Linked DNA regions of Homo sapiens: region 2 is linked to region 1. A link is an interaction called in ENCODE POLR2A ChIA-PET data of the cell type or tissue named here. Cell type or tissue: GM12878. All regions are shown on one strand.

Region 1 (2,500 bases):
GCTTGGCAATGCAAGCCACAGACTTGGGACCCAAGATATTGCCTCCCCAGTGACAGCAGATCTCATCGTATCTGTCATTGTCATTGGTCCTGATACCTTCCACCAGCTTAGCCAAAGCGCCTTTGTCTTCCAAGTTCACCTGTGTGAAGGCGACAGTGGTGCAGGTCTTCCTGTGGACTAGACGGCCCAGTCTTGCCTTCCCCTTGATAATGCAGTAAGGGACTCCCATTTTACAACACAGGGCAGGCAAGAAGACAACCAGCTCGATGGAATCCACATCGTGTGCAATCACCACCAGCTGAGCTTTCTTGTTCTCCACCAAGGTGGTGATGGTGTTAACTCCTGCTCGAAGGGCAGGTGGTCTCTTAGTGGGGACGCCCCCTTTGCCAGCAGCTTTCTTCTCAGCCTGGGCCAACAGCCTCTGCTTCTTCTCTTGCTTTGTCTCTGGTCTGTATTTGTGGGCCAGCTTAAGCAGTTGAGTAACTGTTTGGCAGTTCAGGGCCTGGGTGAACTGGTTAATAGCAGGAGGCACTTTCAGCTGCTTATAGAGGATGGCTCTCTGCTGCTGCAACCTGACATAGCGGGCCATTTCACAAAGTAGGTGAGTTCTCTTTTGGGCTGGATGTCCTGTCCAATACCAAAATTCTTACGCCTTTTCTCAAACAGGGAATTCACCACTTTCTTGGCCTCCTGCTTCTTCACAACAGCAGGGGCCGGGGCCACCTTCTTCCCCTTGGCCTTCTTTCCTTTCAGCGTCTTGGGCAGTGGGAGGCCAGTTAGCTGTTTTTTAACTTTTTCTCATTTTTAATCTTCATATTAGAAGCTTTCCTCACTTTTCTAATGATCCTTGGTAGTCTGCTCTTTTTGTTTAATTTTAAAACTTTTTATTAGGGAAAATTTTCAACACACACAAAAGAAAAAAGAATAGAACAATGAGCTTCCTATGTGCTGAACCCCTGGCTTCAATCATTAGCACTATTTTTTTAACCCATTTGCCTCCCCTCCATACACATACCTCTCCAAAGTTTGGAATTTTGTTTGTTTGGGTTTTTATTTTGTCTGCTCTTTTTTTTTTTTTTTTTTTTTAACAGTTCAGCACTAATCAGGAATTCTGTGGACAGGGTTGAGTCTTGCTTGCTGGAAGACATCACTTGTGGGTGATTCACCAGGGAGGCAAGTCTTTTTCCTAGATGACCCCAACATCAGTATGAGAGGTCTTTTTTCCAGGGTCATTCAGTTTCTTCAGAAAATAACTAAGTCTTGGGCCTGGACAGCCAGCATCTGAATGCAAATGTGTGAACAGGAAGGGGGCCTGCAGGCCCTTATGTAAACTCACGGTCTACCACCTTGTCTCACAATGGCTGTGTACCACATCTGATGTCCCAGTTGCTAACATGCTCTAAGGCTGGTGGGGTGAGTCATCTCTCTTCCTCTGGGTATTCCCCTAAACGTATACTTGGCTTTCTCCACACGGAAGTATGAGAAAGGATACTACACTCTCCATCTTATCTTCTAAAAGTAGGGGGATAAGAGATACTGCCTAGAGTTCATAAAGAAGAAATAAAGGTTTAACTGTAAATTACAAAGATAACTAAAAGAAAAACTAAAACAAAGGAAATCAATATGCTAGGCGGAATCAGAAAAGAAAGAGGGAGGCCAGGTGTGGTGGCTCAGGCCTGTTATCCTAGCACTTTGGGAGGCTGAGGCATGCTGATCACTTGAGCTCAGGAGTTCGAAGCCAGCCCAAGCAACATGGTGAAACCCTGTCTCTACAAAAAAACACAAAAATTAGCTGGGTGTGGTCATGCACGCCTAAGTCCCAGCTACTTGGGAGGCTGAGGTGGGAGGATCACCTGAGCCCAGGAGGTTGAGGCCACAATGAGCCATGACTGTGCCACTGCATTCCAGCCTGGGTAACAGAGCAAGACCCTCTCTTTCTCTCTCAAAATAAAAAAAAAAAAGAAAAAAAAAAGGAAGGAAAAAAAGAAAAGAGGGAGAATTGAGACAAACTCTCATCTATCACAGCAAAAAAGAAAGAAAAATCAACTTTGTTTATATCTGGCGTTCATAAATCAAGAAATAGCAATATAAGCGTTTTACTTAGGGATATGAAGGTCACCACCAGAAGAATGTGATTGCCTGAGGAGCATGCTGGGATTGGAGGAGTGGGGCAAGGGTCTCCTGTTTTTCATTATGAGCCTGTATCCAAAAAGAAAAAAGTGTGTGGATTTTTTTGATACAATTTTTTCTTTTAATTAAAAAAAAGCATATCAGAGAATCAGGGAATTCTTCAATGTTCCCATTATTCTTAGGCTAAAGACCTAATTTTTTTTTTTTTTTTTTTTTTTTGAGACAGGGTCTGTCTCTGTCACTCAGGCTGGAGCACACTGGTACAATCAGGGCTCACTGTCACCCCAATCAACCTTCTGGTCGACCTTCCAGGCTGAAGTGATCCTACTGCTCAGCCTCCTTAGTTGCTGGGACTACAGGCACATGCCAC
Region 2 (2,500 bases), 98 kb after region 1:
CCAGCCTGGCCAACATAGTAAAACCCTGTCTCTACTAAAAATACAAAAATTAGCCAGGCATGGTGGTGCATGCCTGTAGTCCCAGCTACTTGGGAGGCTGAGGCAGGAGAATTGCTTGAACCCAGGAGGCAGAGGTTGTGGTGAGCTGAGATTGCACCACTGCACTCCAGCCTGGGTAACAGAGCGAGACTCTGTCTCAAAAAAAAAAAAAAAAAAATTAGCCAGGCTTGGTGGCTGGTGCCTGTGATCCCAGCTACTCGGGAGGCTAAGGCACAAGAATCATTTGAACCCGGAAGGGGGAGGTTGCTGTGAGCTGAGATGGTGCCACTACACTCCAGCCTGGGTAACAGAGTGAGACTGTCTCCAAAAGACAAAAAAAAATTAAGAATACCTAAAGTTTAATCTACAGGGTTTTAAAAGTCAGAAGCAAGTCGACTTCTAAAAACTGGGGCAGGCACAGTGGTTCATGCCTATAATTCCAGCACTTTGGGAAGCCGACATGGGAGGATTGCTTGAGCCCAGGAGTTCAAGACCAGCCTGGGTAACATGGTGAGACCCTGTCTCTGCAAAAACAAATAAAAACCCAGAAAGACAAACAAACAGCAACAACAAAAACGAGCTGGGCATGGTGGCAAGCACCTGTAGTCCCAGCTACTCAGGAGGCTAAAGCTGAAGGATCACTTGAGCCAGGGCAGTCCAGGATGCAGTGAGCAGTGGTGATGATGCCACTGCACTCCAGCCTGGGTGACAGAGTGACATCCTGTCCCAAAATAAAAAATAAATAAAAACTGAAAAATTCATTATTTCTGGCACGTCTTGAGTTTAACAGGCTGAAACTCATAGTTGCTACTACTCTTCATCTTTTTTTTTTTTTTGAGACAGGGTCTTGCTCTGTTGCCCAGGCTGGAGTGCAGTGGCATGATCATGGCTCACTGCAAACTCTGCCTCCTGGGCTCAAGCGATTCTCCAACCTCAGCCTCCCGAGTAGCTGGGACCACAGGCGCCCAGCTAATTTCTTTCTTTTTTTTTTTTTTTTTTTTGTATAGACAGGATCTCATCATGTTGCCTGGGCTGGTCTTGAACTCCTGGGTTCAAGTGATCTTCCCATCTTGGCCTCCCAAAGGTCTGGGATTACAGGCGTAAGCCACTGCACCCAGTCAGTATTAGCTAATATTATTTGATCCTTTAAGACATCATAACAGGCTGGGCACGGTGGCTCACGCCCGTAATCCTAGCACTTTGGGAGGCCAAGACGGGTGGATCACTTGAGGTCAGGAGTTTGAGACCAGCCTGACCAACATGGTGAAACCCCATCTCTACTAAAAATACAAAAAATTAGCTGGGCATGGTTGCTCATGCCTGTAATCCCATCTACTTGGGAGGCTGCGGCAGGGGAATCGCTTGAACCCAGGAGATGGAGTTGCAGTGAGCTGAGATGGTGCCATGGCACTCCAGCCTGGATGACAGAGCAAGACTCCGTCTCAAAAAAAATAAATGAATAAAGACACCATAACACAAAATGTCACCTGACATTTAAAGGATAGGTAAAGTGGTTGGCGTCTAAGGCCAGACTGCCTGTAACTGCAGCCTGACATGGCGATTCTTGGGCAACTGATTTACCTGGGGAGGTGCTCTTAGAAACTACCTGTAAGAGCTGGTCACAGTGGCTCACGCCTGTAATCCCAGCAATTTGGGGGGCCAAGGCGGGTGGATCACTTGAGGTCAGGAGTTTGAGACCAGCCTGGCCAACATGTTGAAAACCCCTGTCTACTAAATATACAAAAATTAGCCGGGTGTGGTGGTGGTGGTGTGTGCCTGTAGTCTCAGCTACTTGGGATGTAAGGCAGGAGAATCTCTTGAACCTGGGAGGCAGAGGTTGCAGTGAGCTGGGAACACGCCACTGCACTTCAGCCTGGGCAACAGAGTGAGACTTCATCTCAAAAAAAAAAAAAAAAAACAAACAAAAAAACAAGAAACAAAAAAAAATCCAGGCCCAGTAGCTCACTCCTGTAATCTCAGCACTTTGGGAGGCTGAGGCAGGCGGATCACGAGGTCAAGAGATCGAGACCATCCTGGCTAACATGGTGAAACTCTGTCCCTACTAAAAATACAAAAAATTAGCCGGGTATGGTGGCGGGCGCCTGTATTCCCAGCTACTCGGGAGGCTGAGGCAGGAGAATGGCATGAACCTGGGAGGCGGAGCTTGCAGTGAGCCGAGATCACACCACTGCACTCCAGCCTGGGTGACAGAGCGAGACTCCATCTAAAAAAAAAAAAAAAAAAAAAAAAAAAAAAAACTTGCATGAGTGTGGTATATTTGTTATAACTGATGAACCAATATTGATATATTATTAACCAAAGTCTATAGTTTGCATTTGGGTTCACTTTTTGTTGTTTTTGTCATGAGCCACCACACCTGGCCAGGGTTCGCTCTTTGTGTTGCACATTCTATGGGTTTTGACAAATGGATAATGACATATATCCACCATTCTAGCACCAT

What was found. Peaks named below come from ENCODE experiments on the same cell type or tissue, not always from the same donor. Only the 100,000 strongest peaks of a DNase experiment are listed, where the experiment ranks them.
Region 2: POLR2A ChIA-PET joins it to region 1 with 6 read pairs; 5 of 35 experiments call an interaction of 5 or more read pairs at or near these places.

Annotation. Positions count from the first base shown.
Region 1 is chr12:112,301,914-112,304,413 of GRCh38, forward strand. All of the region lies in intron 7 of HECTD4 (HECT domain E3 ubiquitin protein ligase 4), which reads right to left. It also overlaps the pseudogene RPL7AP60. Among named protein-coding and RNA genes, the nearest start is that of HECTD4, 79 kb to the right of the region's middle. RefSeq lists enhancers at 1,236-1,285, 1,446-1,705. In GM12878, no CTCF peak of the experiment used is centred here; a DNase peak (open chromatin) is centred at 1,408; H3K27ac peaks cover 1,991 bases.
Region 2 is chr12:112,399,576-112,402,075 of GRCh38, forward strand. No RefSeq gene overlaps it. Among named protein-coding and RNA genes, the nearest start is that of RPL6, 8.8 kb to the right of the region's middle. In GM12878, no CTCF peak of the experiment used is centred here; no DNase peak of the experiment used is centred here.